4 separate regions of the Homo sapiens genome follow, and all the other regions are linked to region 2. Evidence: chromatin loops called from intact Hi-C (ENCODE). Cell type or tissue: endothelial cell of umbilical vein. All regions are shown on one strand. Region 1 overlaps CEP128 (centrosomal protein 128). Region 2 overlaps NRXN3 (neurexin 3). Region 3 overlaps NRXN3 (neurexin 3). Region 4 overlaps CEP128 (centrosomal protein 128).

The links. A loop is a pair of places that touch in the nucleus more often than their neighbours do. Peaks named below come from ENCODE experiments on the same cell type or tissue, not always from the same donor. Only the 100,000 strongest peaks of a DNase experiment are listed, where the experiment ranks them.
Region 1: it touches region 2 in a loop (26-fold over the local background); 2 of 110 quality-filtered maps call a loop at or near these places.
Region 3: a loop joins it to region 2, with 21 times the contacts of the local background. A loop is called at or near these places in 4 of 110 quality-filtered maps.
Region 4: a loop joins it to region 2, with 21 times the contacts of the local background. A loop is called at or near these places in 8 of 110 quality-filtered maps.

What each region holds. Positions count from the first base shown.
Region 1 is chr14:80,583,484-80,588,483 of GRCh38, forward strand. All of the region lies in intron 19 of CEP128 (centrosomal protein 128), which reads right to left. Among named protein-coding and RNA genes, the nearest start is that of CEP128, 360 kb to the right of the region's middle. In endothelial cell of umbilical vein, a CTCF peak has its summit at 3,752 (motif pointing left); DNase peaks (open chromatin) are centred at 1,918 and 3,718.
Region 2 is chr14:79,009,276-79,014,275 of GRCh38, forward strand. All of the region lies in intron 15 of NRXN3 (neurexin 3), which reads left to right. Among named protein-coding and RNA genes, the nearest start is that of NRXN3-AS1, 64 kb to the right of the region's middle. In endothelial cell of umbilical vein, no CTCF peak of the experiment used is centred here; a DNase peak (open chromatin) is centred at 2,456; H3K27ac peaks cover 1,513 bases.
Region 3 is chr14:79,542,030-79,547,029 of GRCh38, forward strand. The region is part of intron 16 of NRXN3 (neurexin 3); the gene reads left to right. Among named protein-coding and RNA genes, the nearest start is that of NRXN3-AS3, 88 kb to the right of the region's middle. In endothelial cell of umbilical vein, a CTCF peak has its summit at 2,133 (motif pointing left); no DNase peak of the experiment used is centred here.
Region 4 is chr14:80,847,946-80,852,945 of GRCh38, forward strand. The region is part of intron 9 of CEP128 (centrosomal protein 128); the gene reads right to left. Among named protein-coding and RNA genes, the nearest start is that of CEP128, 91 kb to the right of the region's middle. In endothelial cell of umbilical vein, a CTCF peak has its summit at 2,483; a DNase peak (open chromatin) is centred at 2,466.

The sequences.
Region 1 (5,000 bases), 1.6 Mb after region 2:
CCCCCTGAGCATATGAGCTAAGCAACACCAGAGGTGTCCTTTTAGAGGATTAATGTGAATGCCAGGAAATAAATTTTCTCCTTCTGAAGCCACACCTTATATTAGCCTGGTGTTTCGAAGTCTGTATTTTCTACTATGTTGAAGAAACTTATTAAGCAATGAGGCTGGCAAAGAAGAAATGAGAGCCAAGAAAGAGAGAATTGCTTGAGGACTACATCCACCCTTGACTGAAGCCCACAAACCTCCTGGACTTCCAATACATAATTCTTCCTCTATTCTTTTTCTTAAATTAGCTTTTGTTGGATTACTGCCATTTTTAAAAGTCTCCAGGGATGTAGTTGTATTGAACCTTCTTATCTCTATTCAGAAACCTAGAAGAACTTTCTAGTCCACCTTAAAATGTTTCATCCTACAACAAATATATGAAGACATGAGACTCAAAGAAATGCAAATGGTTTGGCTGAGATCACCTAGTTAGTACAAAGCCACTTCTACAGCTTTGCTCTCCTATCATCCTGCTCTGTCTAATCATGCTCTCATTTGTACCTCTCAATACTTAATTGCACCCTTCTTCATACTGATTTAAAAATAAAATACACACTTGTCTGTATTCTTCTGACCTGCTTTAAAAGTTCCCTGAATCAGGGCGTCCGTGACATTTTTTTTTTTTTTTTTTTTTTGTTTGACAGCGTCTCATCCGATGCCCAGACTGGAGTGCAGTGGCGCCATCTCGGCTCACTGAAACCTCCACCTCCTGGGTTCAAGCGATTCTCCTGCCTCAGCCTCCTCAGTAGCTGGATTACAGGTGCCAGCCAGCACGCCTGGCTACTTTTTACATTTTCAGTAGAGACGGGGTTTTACCATGTTAGATGGGCTGGTCTTGAACTCCTGACCTCAAGTGATCCGCCCGCCTCGGCCTCCCAAAGTGCTGAGATTACAGGTGTGAGCCACTGCCTCTGGCCCATCCATATTTTACATCCATGTTCTCCTTAACTACTGCCTTTCTATCTTTGATATTTAACTTATATCCCCAAAATTGCTCACTCCACCCACACCATTGCTGTATGCCACTGCTCACTCGTTAGGTGCATTGTTCAAGCACATGCATTTGGAATGATGAACACGGTTATTAACCTGTGCTGATGAAATATGGCTACTGGGCATCGCTGAGAAGCACCACTCTATGCAAACAGACAAAACACAAGAGAATATAGGTGAGACCCCTAGATAGTTAAAGTGACTTAATACTGTGATAACAGCGTGATTAGTATCTTTCATTATAATGAACAATCTTGTTGTTTGTTCTTATCAGCATGGAAAGAGCTGAAGGGCTGCTCTGCTCTTCTTATCAGCATTGAAAGAGCTGAAGGTCTGCTCTACTCTTCTTATCAGCATGGAAAGAGCTAAAGGGCTGCTCTGCTCCCTTGCTCACCACTGACATGTTCGTGTTTTCTTTTATTACTCTCTGGTTTGCTGTTCCATACAAATAGCAACTCAACTACCATGTAAATTGCTGTGGTGAAATTTGCTTCCATCAACATTAGTTAATGAAAGATCTTTGGTAAAAAGGGCAGCAGCCCTGTGTATTTTCCTTGGATTGGTTCCAATTTTTTAAATGAGCTGATACTCACTCATTATGACATAAAGTCATTAGAGGGAGAAAAAGCCATATAAAAAAGCAGAACATCATGGATGAGAATTGGATGATCCAGCTGTCCTGTTTTGTTTTGTTTCTGCTTTACATTTCTCTGGAACACTTAGGGTTAATATATCACGACCAAGTTTTTGGCTAAGATAGTTTTATATCTCTTCCTCTGCAGTCTTTGCAACCAGTGATCTGGCTGTTTAAGGAGGTTTGACACTTTTTAATGTTGATTTTGGTTTCTGGTAGCCAAGAAGCAGATAGATTGTTTGTTTATTTTTCAAAGGTGAGTCATGTCCAGGTGTGTATGAGCAATTACACCCATCTAGTAACTTGAACCTTCCTAGGGAGACTGAAGATCAAATTGAGAAATGACTATATTTTTCTTTAACCATTCCTATAAAATGCCTCATCCATATTACAACTAAGCCCAACTGATAATGGAGAGAAAGTTATAGAAACAGAGGCTTCTGACACAGCAACATTTATAACAACAGCACTGGACAGAGTAACATTGGCAGCAGAATATGTTGAGTTACTGATTGCAGTTTAGAGAAAAGCATTTAGCTCTGGCTCTTGTAACTTACTATAATTCAGTGCTCCTGTCCAGTGTTACTCTGTGTGTCTCGACATTTACCAAACACAATAGATAATGCAAATTCTCAAAATAATTCAATATTTTATTAAAAAGTAAATTTATGATATTTCTATTTGTGAACAGATTCATATATTTAAATATATTCATATATTTGATTCATAATTTCATATAACAAAATTCATCAGATAAAGCAGCACATTACAACCCTTATGAGCCTATAAATGATGGACTTAGCCTTCTATTATTCCATTCCAGATACTCAAGACATTAGCTACATGCCAGAGATAACGGGTCAGTTTCTCTTTTTCTTCCTTAGCTACCCAGTTATTGGAATCATTGACATTTTAGAGACAAGAGAACACAGAAATAATCTAATCCTAGGGTTGCTTTTTTTTTTCCTAAAGAAGTACAATTCTGTCTTATAAGGGAAATCATATATACTTTCTAATGTAAATTATAAATAGGTAATTTAAAAAGCTGAGAAGGAGCTGCTTTTAAGGAAACAGAAGTGGAGGGCCTGGGGGCCAGCCCACCAAGCTCCTTCCTATCCTTGGGCAGACCCCTGTGGTGGCATGGTGAAGCTGCAAAGCTCCAAATTATCCTCACTGAAAGCTACTGATCTAATCTAGTGTCCTGGGGTTACACAGTGGAGGACTGAGTTCCGAGATCAAATGCCTCTGTCAATGTCACATAGCTAGTTAATGGTGTATCAATCTGAGCCCAGGGCTTTTGAATTGGACCAGGGTCCAGTACTTTTTTTTTCTTTACACAAAAGTGACTGCCCTGCTTTGACTTTCAAGATTTGTATTGAAATGACACAGTATTCCAATGCCTATATATTTTCTAATGCCTCTCCAAACAGAAACAAAAGAAAACTTCATTAAAGCACTTGTGTAACATCGACAATCTGTGGGAAGACCCACAGTTACCAACTGTCCACGTTAAAATTCCTCAGTTTTGGGAGATGACGTCCAAAAATATGGCTATGATGGAAAGCAAATACCTAGACACTTGAGAAGGCAGTTGTTTCAGCAAGATATATTCAATATACAGCACACAGAAGATTTCACAAAATCAAACAGCAACACAAAATCTGTTTCAATGAATGACAGTTTCTCAGCTTAATATAACATTTACCAGCAAACATTTTTCCTATTTTATTATACTAGTAAAGAAAAATTGAATAAAGGTATAACAATATGACTATATTAGCTCAAATACCTAAACAACAATCAAATGTGTTGGGCTTTCAGTTAATATATGTAAAACATTTAAAATAGTGCTTGGTATATAAGAAGCATTATATACGTATTAGCTCTCAGTATTTTTTTTTTAAATCACCCTTAAATATCTCTGCTAAAATCAGGAAAATGTGCAAAACAAACAGTTGTAATTTAAAACAAACAAACAAAAAAGGCCTATTAGTAAACTGCTTTTAGACATCATCCATTATAAGTAGCTACATTATTTAGAACTCTGCCATATCTACTGCCACCCACTGGTACATATCTGGATATACCGCAATGAGTTAAGAGTTTTCTCATCCGGCCTTACCACAGAAAACACACAGGTTAAAATGAAGAACAACATTCAAAAAGTATGGCTATCCCTTGTGGTTTGTCTCAGACACTGAAACAACATGCTGGTCTACAGATGGAGCCCAATTGGTCCAATAAATGAAAGGTTTACAGTTCACTGTCTGTCTTGGGTATGTGGTAAAACATCCAAATACAGGTACTCATGTTTTTCTTTGATGTTAATTCATTTCTGGTGAAACTTTCCACTTCGACAACCTTAGAGATTTAAAACCACTTGCCACAAAACTGTCACAGTACAGAAAATAGCATAATAATCTACCCCATTCCACCTCATGCTTGAGTCTGGCACTGAGAAACATCCTGATATAGAATGAAAGTTCTGACTCAGTCAACTATTAAGTTTTCTGTCATTTCTATTGGTAACATGAGCAGAGAAAGTAAGAACATATTCAGTAGGAAACACATCACTGTTCTAAATTGGCCTATGGGCTGTCTTGGCCAAAATGAGAAAGAGAAGTTTATGATCCATTGTAAACATTATTTCAAGAATAAGTTTCATATGCTGAAATCCAGGCATAAAATCATTTTTCTCCCCACATGTACTCTGCATTACACTCACATAATGGGAAGTTTGCTTTCATTTAAATTAATTGGGCTGGGAGAAAGTTTATCCTATGCTCTGTTCTTGTTCTAGACTCATAAGGTCAACTGGGTATACATTTTGGGGCTCAGAGAAGTGCTGGGTATTTGACTTACTCTTTGATCACCTCTTCTTTACAGAAGCTACAAAAGTTTGTGCTGGTTTCTTGAGGTACCTACTACTGAACCAGATCTACGCTTCTTAGGCCTTGTAGATTCCTGGGTCTACTCTAGATCAAAATGAAATTTGAAATTTTTAGTGAATTTTTTTTCTAGTTTCTGCAATTCTTACATTCTAAGAGTAAAACAGACCTCAGAAGTGGAATAATGGTATGATATAGATCAGTGATGTGCACTTAGTTACAGAGTACAGCTCAATGTCAAACACCAACTGTTTCCTCTGGCAATCCACACACAGACAGTACGTACCCATGTATTTATATCTGGTACATCACAATGTAAATATATCCTGGGCTTAAATAGAGACATTTTATTTCAACTTATTCCTCATAAATATCAGTATTTCCTACCAAATTTGGCCTAGTATGTTGATATATTCTCTCAGGGAAGTAAATGATTAGAG
Region 2 (5,000 bases):
CTAGAAAAAAAGAAATGGTAATCTGACATGCAGACTTGGATTATAAATATGGTCAAAGGTGTACTTAAAAACAAGATATTTTGCTTCTTGGTTAGCTTTACTGAGAATCCAGGGATCAAGTAAAATCATTGCCATTGGTACTGACGGTTGAGAGTCAGTGCGATGCTAAACCACAGGAACTCCTTACTTCTATGCATGATTAAATCCAGTTGTCAGGTTTGGGCAGAAGAGAGCCCTCCTTTTCCTCAAGTCTATAGGGAGGTGCTGTGGGGGAGTTTTCTCATTTTCCAGAATATACAGAGCAAGGATCATCCATCATAATCAGACAGGGGTATTTCATATCATCCATTTCCAGTGAGAACTGTGGTAAAATTCTGTCCTTTTTCCCATTTTTGGCTGCTGTGATTGAAACCCGTCTTATAAACAGAAAAGGGTAGTTTGAGTTATTTTAAAAAATAAGAATCCTTCAGTCTCTGTTGCCCATTTTCTCCTCTATGAATAATTTCTGCAGACAGGTGACCAGTTCAACCATCTCTCTCGGTTACAAATGCCTGTGGTTGGTCCACTTCCTTCAGCCTTGGAGTAAAATAAAGGCTTCTTTTGCAAGATCACGAAATAATTCAGCAAATACTGTGGGACTATAAGGTATTCCTGTGTTGTCACCTTTTCTTTTGAAGAATATAGAGAATATGCTTTTCTTCCTCTAATTCAAATACATAGATTCCTTATGCTTGTATAATGAAAGAATAAGGGCTCTGATACATACATATCATTGAACAACTATTATCAGTATTAGGCAATTTAGAAAACAAAAAATAAGACTTCAGAATTTATATCAGCTCCTTCAATACTTCATTTAGCTGGATCCATTTAAATATTTCATTTTTTAGCCTATGTTGTAGTAGATTGCTTGATTGGTCCAAGGTAGTCTCTAAATCCAATTAGAGAAAATGAAATTCAGGAAGCACATCACTGTAGATTTTGGTACAGTGACTTGAGTATATAATTGCCATCTCTTTCTATGTTAGCTCAGGGGTGGGTTTTGTGCCATAAACCAACCATCCAACCACCAGTCTACCCACCTACCCACCCAACTAACCATCATTTGGGCTATATCTATCTGCATATCATACATAATATCCTTGCAGGAATTAATCCAGCATCCATATGAGTGTAACTCATACCTAGGCTGATAACAAAATCTGAAAGGTTTTTCACTGAAATATATCAGGTGACTAAAGAATTTCACAACCCAAAAGAGGAGGGTATATCGATCCTAGTGGAATTCTATTTCATGGATTTTGTTCTGCCTTTATTGACACAGTTAGACATTAAAGAGAATAAGTATAATAACAAAATTTATAAGAAATGCTTATGGAATATTTTCTAATTTTAGCTACAATGATGGGTTGTTTATATTCTGTGGTTTGATTTTTATATCAATCTTTATGCAGCTATTATCATTACCCAAACAAGTAGATATTATTGCCCCTTTAATAACAGTGAAGGAAACTGGAATGTAAGAATTGAGGTAACTGGCCCACACACCACAAAGCGAGGAAGTAGGAAGCTGGAATTCACATCCAGGTTTGTCTGTTAGAAGCCCATCCCCTTGACCTTTCTGCCATATTATCTTTCCTTATGCTGTGGCACAAAAAAAGAATTGTGACCATACCATCTTCCCAGAGAGGGATTAGACAAAGTCCAGAGAACGTCTAGATGGTCAGGAACTCTAGTCATGGCGATGCTAGTTACTATAAGAGGATACTTGGCAAACAGCATTGCACCCAGATGGTGCGCAACCCACACGTCTCTATTTACGTAGAGGTCTCAAGTGTTTGTATTAACAGGTTTGGAGGATAATAAAAGGAGTTGTTGTTTGTTCTTTCTTTGTACGTCTGAAATTAATTTTTAGCATAAATTTAAAAGGGGAGTTTGTAAATTCACTAGACACTGAGAGACTGGAGATCCAAGCAAACATTTGTCTGTTGAGTTTAAAAAGATCTGGTGTAAAAGTGATTGTTTTCTATTTTGCCCACTAGGTGGCGCTTTGGTCTCACAGGTTCCTTTTAATGGGCTGGATTTCCCCGCCCCCCCACCTCCCCCCAACCCACCTCCCCCCAACCCCACCCCATACCTAGATGTTGGTCCAGGAAAAAAAAAAAAAAAAAACAATTCAAGACTGATTAAGAGGACTATGTCAGTTGAGTTTGTTCAGTTTGGGTTTTCTCTATCATTATCCATGTTGATAACAAAGATAATTAAACTTATTTGAAAATTTTGGACACTCCTTTTTCAACCTTCTTGCAATAAACTGTATTCACTTATTTTGGAAAAAAGCATCAATAAATGGAACTAGTGAGTTATCTTCTCAGCATGTCTCCACAGGCTACACTTACAACAGTCTTTCCTCCTACAGAGCGGGGCAAGTCATAGGAAGTGACTAAAACCATGTCATTTGGGTGTTCATATTAAGCACACTGGCTATGAGATCGCCCCGGAATGTATACACAGCCCAACATGTCATTTTCTTAACACCTTAACATCAGTGTGGACAAAAACAATAAGGAACAATGTTTTAAACATGTTTACATCAAAGAGGACTGGGGTCATAAGGAAGCAGTTCGATGGGAGAATAAATAACATTATTCCAAATTCAATAAAACTGATCAGTCATTCTACAAATGTACACTGATTTGACTCATTCCATTACCATGCAAGAATTTTATTTGTTGACTGTTGTGAAGACATTCCTGTCATCAAGAAGGAATTTTCTAAAATTATAACCTGAGATAGTAGTAAGTGATAGAAAAATTCACTAAATGGCTTTTCCATGAAATAATATTTATTTATACCTACTTCTGAATACCTACTATGTGCTGAGCAGGTGCAGGGTGATGTGAAACATATATTAAATCCCTTAAGGAGCCTACAGACAAAGATTAAGAGATGGCTGAAAGATAGTGTATCCAAGGTCACGTTGGCACAGATTACTGAAGTGAGTGGGGTGGCCTGGAAGAACATTAAGTGGACATTTAAGATGGAACAGCTAATAAGACAAAGGTAAAATGAGTCTAGAAGAATGACTAGACTGAGAAGAGAGGAAAGGAAAGAGGCAGAAATAGTAGAATGTAGAAAAGCTTTAGGCCCATGGTGATTATGGAGAATTGCAGAAGTCCAGTAATCTAGAGCATAATAATGCATATGTGGAAAGAGTGGGAAATTGGGGCCATAGGTAGAAGCCAGAATCAGGGACTTTGAGTACTAAATTGAGCATGATCTATTTTCTAGAAGGTATAGGAGAGACTTTGAAGAAGGCTGTCACTTGCTCCCCACGTAACCCTCTAAGAAGGCATGCCATTCACTTCCACTTTCCAGAAGACACAGGTGTGTTTCCCCAGAAGACCATCTGGATCCAGAATCTGTGCAGACTGACCATCTATCATGGTCTTTCCTTGTGGGAATTTTAAGTCTTGACTTTCCTTCTGGAGCTTTCCATGCGACCGAGGAAGTGATTATACAATAGCAGATGAGATCCTTGGTATAATTAAGGATTGCTTGTCACTTTCAACATTTCCCCCCATCAAACCGTGGACAGAGAGGCCTTGGAAGGGTTTAGTTCTGCTACCATACTCATTTAACCCTGCTAAGCATATTTTCTTCAGCATTTTGCAAGCAGAAATTTATAGTAATGTTTTTTGACACTAACTCTGAGTCCTGCATTCTCTGCCTGACTTGCTGTATTTGAAGGTGGTAGCGAAACACATGGTGTATGTGTATGTATGAAGTAGGAGGCATGGTGGTACAGATTTAGCTATGGGACTTTTCAGCTTTGCCTGTATGAAATTCATTTACTAAGTATATGTAAGTGAAATTCCAGCAATTCAGAAAGGGTTCTGGAATTGCTTAAAGCCCATCACTGCTTGTGAATTCTTCCCACATTAAAATGTTATCTTACAGAAGGTCAAAATGTCTTTCCTGCATGAATATAATAATGACTTACACCTTAGACTGTAACCATTGTGAATTTATTCTATGTGTATCTATCTCTGGTTTTCTTTGTTGGAGTGGCAAGATTTAAAGCAGGCCAATTTTATGCCTCATTCTATGTGCACCAAAACTACTTACATGATATTGGTTTTCAGTGCCTGCTACAACAAAAACAATATCCCAGTAACAGCCCACTTTACTTTCTGTGGGTAGACAATGCCCTCACAGGGGTTATTAACTTCTCCCAGAGAAGCTTTTGTCTTTGCAATCCTGAATGCATTTCTCTTCATATTAGATTTTACCAGTCACCTTGTTGATTATGAAATGCTAAGTCAGGGTCTTTATTAGACTGACTTTGCTTTCCCTTTAATAATTCAGGTAATTATTATATTTACAGAATTTGCCTATTTTTTGAAATCAACACTTTGTTAATCACCAGACCCATGACAATCTATAAGTAGCCACTTTACGTGGCTTATAGATCTAAAGTGAATGTTGGTTTTCACACATTCATTCATAACTATTATTTTTACTGATATATTAGGCAAAATATAAGATTCATTTATGAGTTTGTTCATCAGCTAGTTATAAAATTCCTGTTGCATGGTAAGTGCTGTCTGTATTGGGCAACAGAGATAAAATGGGAAACAAAACAAAAATCTTCCCTACTGTCATGGGGTTTACAACACCTGGACTTCTCAAAGGACACTGAATCAAAGGTTCTTCTCTAAGACTTTGTATGAAGTCTTAGTCAGAATCAAAGATGGTTGGCACCATCATTCACTAAAGTGGCCTGAGAAGTAAAAAACCTCTGTATGGCAAGGAGCAGTGGGACCTCTCTTTTTTTAAACTTTTATTTTAGGTTCAGGGGTACATGTGCAGGTTTCTTACTTAGGTAAATTGCGTGTCACAGGGATTTGGCATACAGATTATTTTGTTAGCCAGATAATAAACATAGTACCCAATAGCTTTTCAATCCTCACCCTCCTCCCAACCTCCACCCTCAAGAA
Region 3 (5,000 bases), 530 kb after region 2:
AGAAGTAGCAATCACTAGCCAAGAGAGGGGACTGTTTGCTATTTTGTGGGTGAAGCAGTGACTTTGTTTTTCTGTGCATTGATTAAATTAAGATGTAGCTTTGTTTTGACTCAGTTTATCATGGTCTCAGAGTGACTTCTTCTGAGATTGGTATTCTGTGACATTGCTCATGTGCAATAGAAGAATAACAAGATCTAGCCATGAGTGCCAGGTTACGTTCCAGATGTCACAGGCTGCTCTTTTGTTTTGTTTTTCTTTTTCAATACCAAGTGATAAGAATGAGCATGCCTAAAATTCCAGCAGTTGTAATAAAATACATCAACCAAAAGGTTCAGACTGTCCTGTAAGACCCATAATAAGAGTCTCAATGTGTTCTTAAAAGAACATTCTTTCTTAGCCTACGTGAACATCCTTCTCTAGACTTAAATTACTTCTGACCCACATGTTGGGCCGTATCTATTTTAAAGACAAGAGGAGCTAACTGCAAAGTTCCTTGTCTGGTAAGCTGTTTCATCTGATAGTTGTAATAGCATTTTCTCCCGTCTCACTGTAGGGCCTAACCCCACAAGCATCCTTGTGAAGAAAGACCCCACAGTCCTCTTTTTAAGCTTTCTCCCTCCCTTTCCTGGGGTGCCTTATCTATTTAAATATTAGAGGTGAGTCAAATGTAATTCTCTTTAATGAAAAACAAACAAGTGATAGAACCCTAAACGCTCTTTTGGCAAAGATCCCTTCAGAACAAACAATCTTCTTTTAAAAGAAGTCAGAGCTAGGAAAGGGCCACAGGAGAGCAGGGATAGCCAACTAAACTATGCAGCAGGCTTCTCTGAAAAAAAGTGAGTGACTTTTTTGGTGTGGCAAGAAAAAAAAAAAGTAAAGTTTGATATAACTAGTAGTCCTTGGAATGACAAGTGACAAGAGAGGTCTCTTCCCTCCCTATAGTCCCAAGGAGAAAAGGGCTCTGTAAAATTAAAGGCACAGGTATTCAGTTGAAAGGACATATTTTTCTCCTCTAACTTATAATTAGCCTGCGATACTGGCTTCTGTAGGCTCTTATGAAGGCAAATTGCTCAGGACAGTGACTCTGGCGATGTCAGTCATACAGGCAAGCACTGGGATATCTATCACAAACACATGCCAGTTGTCATCTTCCAAGGCATCACCTGATTGCCAACTCAGGTCAGGAAGAAATCATTCCTCTTTCTTCTTCTGTGATGTTACTTATCTGTTGCAACAGAGGAGAGGGTTAGCACCTTTCATGACATATTCCAGCATCCTGTTAAATTGATCAGAAGACCAATTGCACACAGTGTCTTCTACCATTGAGATTGGAAACACAGCCAAGGGTGGAGATGGTCAGTGAGGCTTCCCAGTGTCTTGCAAGTTCCAGGTCAGTTGTTTATGCTTAGAGTCCCCTGACAGAGAGATGGATGTGTTAGCAGGTTCTAGGGCCTGTGGTTTCCCTTGTGGAAATGCCAGTGGACCATGTGTGCTCCTTGGGTATCAGGGTGATTGGGCTTGGGTTGGTTGTGGCCACAGCATGAACTGGAGAGTCGGCTGTATTTGGCATGACAAGGTTGGCACAGGCCAGCTGAGACCTTGAAAAATTTGGAGCTGATGCAGAGGTGAATAAACACATTGAAAACAGAAGCTGCAACCTCAAATTTCTACAGGGACCAGACAGGTAATATGCCTGAGTGAAGCAGGCCAGGTGGCAAATTGTACAGTGCAGGCCCCAATCAAAGTGCACAGTGGCCACTCAGCTGCCACTGGATTATAATTGTGTAGAGATGTGAGTTTAGAGTTGTCAGCTTTTCAAGAGAAGCCAACAGTCTGGTGTGTATGTTAAATCCCCTGATTCTGGCATCTAATTAATGCCCTTAGCAGTCCAAACCAAACAATGTGTGAGCTGCCATTTTTGCAACCTTGAGCTAATGGTGTTAACGTCCAGTTTCTTTGTTTCATAACATCTATGGAATGGCTTTGTGAATGCAAATGTTGAAACATTGTGAGTCTCATCCCCAACAGTGAAAATAAATACAAAATTTAGGCAAAAAATAAAAATAAAAATAAAAATACTTCTTAAATGTCACAGCGCCCCCATGGGGCTGGCTGGGGCAACAAATTAAGGGACACAGCTGAGCTTTCGATTCTGTCAGTAACTAAGTAGTAATGGTGCCTCAGGGGGTCTGAGTCATTGAACAAGCGCTACAGGATAGCACAATACTAGGTACACAAAGTAGGCGAGCACAGGCTCCCTACCTTTGAAAAGTTTATAAGTTCATTAACAGTATTATGTTTCCATGCACTGGAGCATTAGAGGAAAAATGCCACGATAACATCTAAACAAGAGTGCAGTGGGCCCTGAGAAGTATGATGATTCTGTTTCCTTCTTTAAAGCATCTCTTCTTAATAATGTGCAGTAGTAGAGAGAATAGAAAAGCAGCATGATGGCCATGTGACTTGCTGGATGGATGCCATTTCTGTTGGATGAGATTGGACATCAATAGGTAAAACCAATAAGAGGTTGTGTGCATTTTCAGATTCTGGAATTCTGGAATCTATGACATTTTTGGAAAAATAGCTCTCCTAAGACACTGGTTCTAAATATAGCAGTGGGTTTCAATAGTTCTATGAATTGAAATCAATAGTACTAAGGAGCGAAGAGCCTAGATCACTCTCCCAAGAATCATTGCTTAGATGAGTGGTTCTCAAAGTGTAGTCTCTGGCCACCAGCATCACCTGGCAACTTGTTACAAACGCATATTGTTGATTCTCATTCCACAACTATTGAATCAGAAATTCTGGGACTGAGTCCTAGCAATCTGTGTTTTAAACAAGCCCTCCAAGTGATTTAATGCATGCCAAATACTAAGAATCACTGTTATCCTTGGAAGAGGGGAAAGCTCAGATAACCCACAATTGAGGTCTAGAGATGTTCATAGTCTCTTCTACAAGTAAGTCTTACCAGTGAGCTATAGTAGAGATAACCAAGATAGCATGTAGCTGGAGGAGCTGTTGCTTATTTGACTGGATTTTTTGGTCATTTTTTCTTTCTCACTTATGTGTTTGTTCTCCACTTGTTTTCAAGCCCCATTGATTTCTGTATTAGCTTTCTATTGCTGCTATGATAAATTACCACACATTTTCATGGCTTAAAGCAACACAAATTTATGAGAGTTCTGAAGGTTAGAAGTCCAATACAGGTATCTCTGGATAAAATCAAGGTGTCAGAATTAGAGCAAATCCCTTCTTGGGGCCTCTCGGGAACAATCTACTTCCTTGCTTTTTCCAGCTTCTAAAGGCCACCTGCTTTCTTTGGCTCATGGGCCCTTTTCTTATAAATGCAGATGTTGTTTTTAAAAATGAACAATGTTAGGCTGCCTTCCTCGAGGGGCTGTCTCTCTTGTTCTCACTCTTCTGCCTCCCCTTCCACCTTTAAGTATCCTGTGATTACATTGGGTGCACCTGGATGATAGGCAAGCTCCCTATTTTAAGATCAACTGATTAGCAAATTTATTCCCCTGTGCTATAGAAGGTACCATATTCACATGCTTCAAGAATTAGAATATATTGTATCTTTCATGGGGGAGGTACATTATTCTGCCTACCATAAGAGATTGTATTCGGAGGGCTTGTTTTTTTTTTTGTTGTTGTTGTTTTTTCACCAGGAAATGGAGCCTGGTGAAAAATGTAATATATAGCCTCTTCCTCCACACTACTAAACTACCTTTCTGTGTCCTACAGAGACTGTGTAATATTCACTGGTGAAGACATAAGCTTTGTAGTCACAAACCTGAGTTGACGTTCCTACTCTGGCACTTACTAGATTGATATGGTTTGGCTGTGTCCCCACCCAAATCTCATCTTGAATTCCCATGTGTTGTGGGAGGGACCCGGTGGGAGGTAATTGAATCATGGGGGTAGGTATTTCCCAGGGTGTTCTCCTGATAGTGAGTAAGTCTCATGAGGTCTGATGGTTATTATAAGGGGGAGCTTCTCTGCACAAGCTCTCTTTGCCTGCTGCCATTTCACGTAAGGTGTGACTTGCTCCTCCTTGCCTTCTGCCATGATTGTGAGGCCTCCCCAGCCACATGGAACTGTAAGTCCAATTAAACCTCTTTCTTTTGTAAATTGCCCAGTCTTGGATATGTCTTTATCAGCACCATGAAAATGGACTAATATATAGATGTAATAACTTTTTGCAAGTTATGCAATTTTGGGCCATAGATTCCTTTATTCTGAAGTGGAGAAAATACTTTCCTTATACAATTGTTATGTTTACATAAAATAAGGTGCCAGATACATAGTAGAAATAAAATAAATGATGTTACTACTTCCTAAAATCCTAAAAGTTTCATTTCAGATTGCTGAGTAAACCCAGTTAAAGAAACCAGCCTCTGTGTTTTGGTGTTGTCATTAATGCTAAGTTACATTTCCTTAGGGTATCTGCATTAAGCAAATGTAAGATGTTTGAGTTTCAAAGATGAACAAGTGACTTGTAAGTGTAAAGTGGTATGGCTGTTTTTAATAAATAGGTAATACCACCCTTTTGGCGGGTAGTAGAGAAAAGAAGATGAGTTTTTAGAAAAAGACTCAGAGTTACTCAGAATTAAGAAAATGAATCCTTACTGTCAATATGAGTCTCCCAACTGCTAGCGCAAGTGGTGGATAGATTTTCTTTTCCACTAGATTTACTTCCTGATATACACATTTATCACTCAAGCATGGACTGTTCATCAAGTCATTTTCCATCTATAACCCCAGCTGAAGCCTGACAGGTTGTGTGTTTATTATGTACTCTTAAAAAACTGGAGCTCATTTGCCCCTGCTGCGGGGAGAGCAGACTCAGACAGATAGAGGGATAAGGTCATTCAGTGGAATGCCCATTCACTGCAGTCAAGCCTAAATAATAGAGAGGTGTAAAACAACCAGGAAAAGCTCTGATTATTGCCAGAAATCAAATATTGATCAGATAGTCCCCTAACTTACCAACTTCC
Region 4 (5,000 bases), 1.8 Mb after region 2:
AGCAATATTTATTCATTCATTCCTTCAAGAAACACTTACTGGGCCCCTACTCTATGCCAAGCACTGGTCCTGGTACTGGGGATGCAGCAACAAGCAAAGCAGGTAAGTCCCTGCCTCCATAAAGCCTGCATTCTGCTCAAGGGGACAGATGGTTGACAAATAATGAAAGTGTTAAGAAAACATACAACAGTGCAAGGGGCTCAGGAGTGAAGGAGTGTTTTATCTATGATAGTCAATAAGGGCTTTCTGAAGTAGAGTTCTGAACATGAGCGCACAAACCGTACAACTGTTTCAGAGCTGAAAATTCCTAGCTGTGGGAACAGAAAGTGCAAATGCCCAGGAGCAGGAGGTACATGGTATATCCATGGAAAAGCAAGACGGCCAGGATGGTTGGCCTAGAGTTGGCAAGAAGAACAACAATAGAAAATTAGGGGTTGGGCATGGTGGCTCGTGCCTTTAATCCCAGCACTTTGGGAGGCCAAGGTGGGAGGATCACTTGAGGCCAGGAGTTTGAGACCAGCCTGGTCAACATGACGAAACTCCATCTCTACTTAAATTACAAAAAATTAGCTGGGTGTCTTGGCGCATGCTTGTAATTCCAACTATTCAGGAGGCTGAGGCAGAGAATCGCTTGAACCTGGGAGTCAGAGGCTGCAGTGAGCCAAGATCGTGCCACTGCACTCCAGCCTGGGAGACAGAGTAAGACTACATTTCAAAACAAAAAAAAAAAGAAAAAGAGAAGAAAGGAAAGAAAGAAAGAAAATTAGGGTGAGAGGAATTCAGAAACCAGATCAGAGGGGATCTATTGTCTATAAATAAACCATTGATTAGCCAGACATGGTGGGACATGCCTGTAATCCCAGATACTCGGGAGGCTGAGGCATAAGAATCACTTGAACCCAGGAGGTGGTGGCTGCAGTGAACCAACATCATGCCACTGCACTCTAGCCTGGGCAACAGAGTGAGACTGTCTCAAAAAAAAAACAAAAGAAACCATTGAAGGGTCTTGAAGAAAGATGTGACATTATCTGATTCTGTAAAAGACCACAAGGAGGTAAGAATGGAAGCAAGGAGGCTACAGCATTAGCCCCAGCAAAAGAGGAGATGTAGTGGTAGGAAATGAACAGTTTCCAATTTAAAAAAATATTTTTTAAATAGAGCTGACAAAATTTAATGATAGACTTGGTGTAAAGAACAGGAGAAAAGGAGAGGCAAAGACATAAAGGAAACATATAAAGGTTTTAAAATATAAAACAAATTATTTTATCAAGATGGTTATCTATCTGTTTAAGAAGAAACATTATAAGATGAACCACACAAAAAGAGTAAGATTTTGCACCTTCCAAACAAGTTCACAGGTCAGGAGGAGAAAGAACTGGAAACTGGGAGCTCCAGAGACCCAAGTTCGCCCACACTTTGTGGCTTTGAATCACAGCATCACTGTAACTTGATTGCCCATCCAAGACTAACACTGGCGAGGAAAGTTTCAGGATCTCATTCTCAGATAATAAACATAAAACTGTAACTTTTTTGTCACAACCATACAAAATCCATTAAACGATGAAATAATGAGGTTATAGTTCTAAATACTATCCTAATACTTGACCACAGTATGGACAAAGATATATAAGAAATAACAGCTTTTCATTTTTTGAGCAATGAATAATTAATACCACAACTTTAATATTTTTTAAAAAGGGATTTGGGGTACTTAATAGAAATACAAATTAACTAGAAACACAATGAGTCATGAGAGCTATAAAAAATGCTTTTCCAACAACTAAAGAAAAAATAGGCAAAGGATAATCTATCTGTTGGATAAACTATCCAACAGAACACCAATAGAAAATAAATATAACTGGGTAGATGGACAACAGTGTACAAAAGGAAATCACCACCAAAAACAAGAAAATAACAATTAGGAGAAAGAGGTTTAGGTCTACATAAGATGAATATTTATAGAAAGTATCTTTGGGAAAATTCTGCATGCACAGCTTCGAAATATTAAAAGTGGAAAAGGGAATGGGAATATATGATTCCCGCGAAAAAAATGCTCATATCAAATTATAATCTGTTTTACTAGATATAAATAGTTTCTTCCATAGAGGGAGGGAGGGAAGGAGGAAGGAAGAAGGGAAAAACCTGTAATCCTGAAGAGGAAGCATGAAACTATAATACAAAGGCAAAGAAATGACAGTTTTCATGATAAATACAGCAGGTGTCTTCATATAAAATACACAATGTGTCATACTTTTTAACAGCAGAGGGTAACACCGTTTCAAATTTAAATTTGTAATAACAGACAGTTAATTAGATTTTTTTCATTTGTGAGGCTAGTGCCAAGTACACTTTCAGAAAGCCCTAAGAGTTGAGAGTATACACACTATAAATAATTGTTTTTCAATAAATTTGGCCAACTTTAATAAACAGTGTCTACTACTTCACAATTAATGGTTCAATACTGACGACTAGTGGTCAAAACTTGTAGTAATTCCCTATCAAGTATTCTATGACCTTTATCAATTTATTTAAAACATTTAATGCAAATTATGTGAAAATCTAAATTAAAAGATATTGCCCTCACAAACATTCAGAAAAACACGAAGAAAAGGAATTGTATCTACAAAGTCTCTTTAAAAATTCTTTCTGTCCATTATTTGCAGTATCCCAAAAGAAAAGTCAATCAGCATTTGCTGTCAGCTCACAAAGGAAACAGTTCCATGAAATGTCACTTTATTCACGCTCACACAGCTATGTTAACATTCTTCATAAATCCATAATTAATATTTCAAAGAGGTCTACATTTAGAATGCATGTATCTGGGCATCTCCATTCTAAATTTCTTTTTCAAACTTTGTTAAACACAAAGATATCAAAAATCCAGCTGTCTTTATTAAGTTGTCAGTATAGTTTGAAAACCAGCAACCCACTATACGAAAATGTTATTTTTATAGAGTTGAATTATGTTTAATTTAACTATGATTGAATTCTTGAAGAATGTTTATGGAATTTTGAATATATCATTGTAACTACTATATAAACTTCAAATAAGTTAAAATTGTTTAACTTTTACTTTCTGTCTTCAGGAATGAGAGCAGTAGAGTAACACAAGGTATAAAAATCTTGGAGTGAAATTTACCAAGAATGTTATATGCAGCTGAACAATCACTTACATTTGGAAACGTCAATTTCTTTAGCACCTGTTCAGTGAGCTCTGTGTGATAAACCCTGTACTACCTGTCCCAGAAACAAGGGTAAACGAGATGCACAAAGCCCCTCCAATGGAGTCTACATTCTTTGGCAAAAGGCATATAATAGCATAAGCAAACAAACAATAATTATAGTTTGTGTTAAATGCTATTTTTAAAAATAGAGTAATATGATACATGACAGTGAGCAATGGAACTGAAGGGGCGATTTTAGAAGGCGAGGAGGAACGGGAAAGTTTTCCCTAAAGAGGTCACAATTGAGCCTGAGGAACGAGAAGGGAGAAAAATGTTCCAGTAAGACACTGAGAAGAATCCAATGTAGCTGGAACATAGATATCTTAGACTAATAAGTACTGTATGTTTAAAATCTTAGAACAGCTATCAAAAGAACAGAAATATAATCTACAGCTCCAAAGCAAACAGAAAGTATAAAAATGAATATATAATATACTCCACTCCAAATAGAAATGGGAAAAAGAAACAAAAAGAGAAGTTAAAAAAAAATAAATAAGATAAAAACACTTTAAAATATTCCAATAATCGCAGTAAGTATAAAATGACTAATGCAACCATTAATTTATAAGATAAAGTTATTTTTAACAAACTATAAGGTGTTTTGTAAGAAACATGGAAAAATGGAAATACTAAGGAAAGATTAAAGAGGGAAAATGATATGCCATGAATAAAGTAATCTTAAGAATGTTAAAATCAAGAGGCACACTAGGTAATATTTTTTAAATAATTGACCAAGAAGTAATTTAATTATACATAAGATACCACATGCACAAAACAGATAAAAGAAAACTGACACAAATCACACGGAGAAACTGATAATCTCTATAATAATGAGAAGCTTTAGATATATGTACTAAGAAAACAGAAGAACAGAACAACAAAATTCACAAATGACCTATTAAATTTATATATGTGTGTGTGTATGTATGCATGTATGACATGCACAAGCACATAAAATTCTGCATCCAAAACACAGAAAAATATTTGTTTCTTACTCTGGAGTACTTACAAAAAATTGGTCATAGAATTAGGTCAAAATGGAAGTTTCAACAACTTTCAAAGGAGTTAAATTAAAAACAATAAAAAGAGTTTAAAAATAAGCACACATATATCTCTGAAAATACCAAAAGACATTCCTAAATAAGTTTTGAGTTATAGAGAAAATTGTAACAAATTATAAAAGATTTTGAAAAAAAATTACCATAAAAGTATAACAAAGCATATGGTAATTTGGTTAAATTTTCATTATTCATTTTAAAAAAGCAGAAAAATCAATCAAGCATTCAATTTTCAAGCCTAAAAAATAAAACAGAATAATCCTTTAAATGAAGAGAAAGAGAGAGTAACAGAGTTAAGAGCAGAAGTTAATGAAGCAATAAACAAAGCCAGTCAAAAAGAAAACTAATAAAATAATACTATTTCTAGCAAGACTTTAAACATGAATTACCAAATTGACTTAATAAACAGGCTATACAACCCAATAAACATTAAAAAAAATTAGTAATCTGCAGCACCAAAAAGATATTAGACACAAATTGTTTTATGGGTAAGTTTCAACAGACATTCAAGAAATAGATAATCCCTCTCTTACACAAAACTAAACCACGAAATAGGAAAAGAAGGAATCCATCTAATTCATTTTATGACACTAATGTAACCATGCTTCTAAAACCAAAAACGTCAGTGCAAGGAAAACTAATCTCAATCATAAACACAAATATAAAAATCCTAAGAAAAAAATAGCAAGTTAATTCAGCAATGTATAAAAAAAAATTA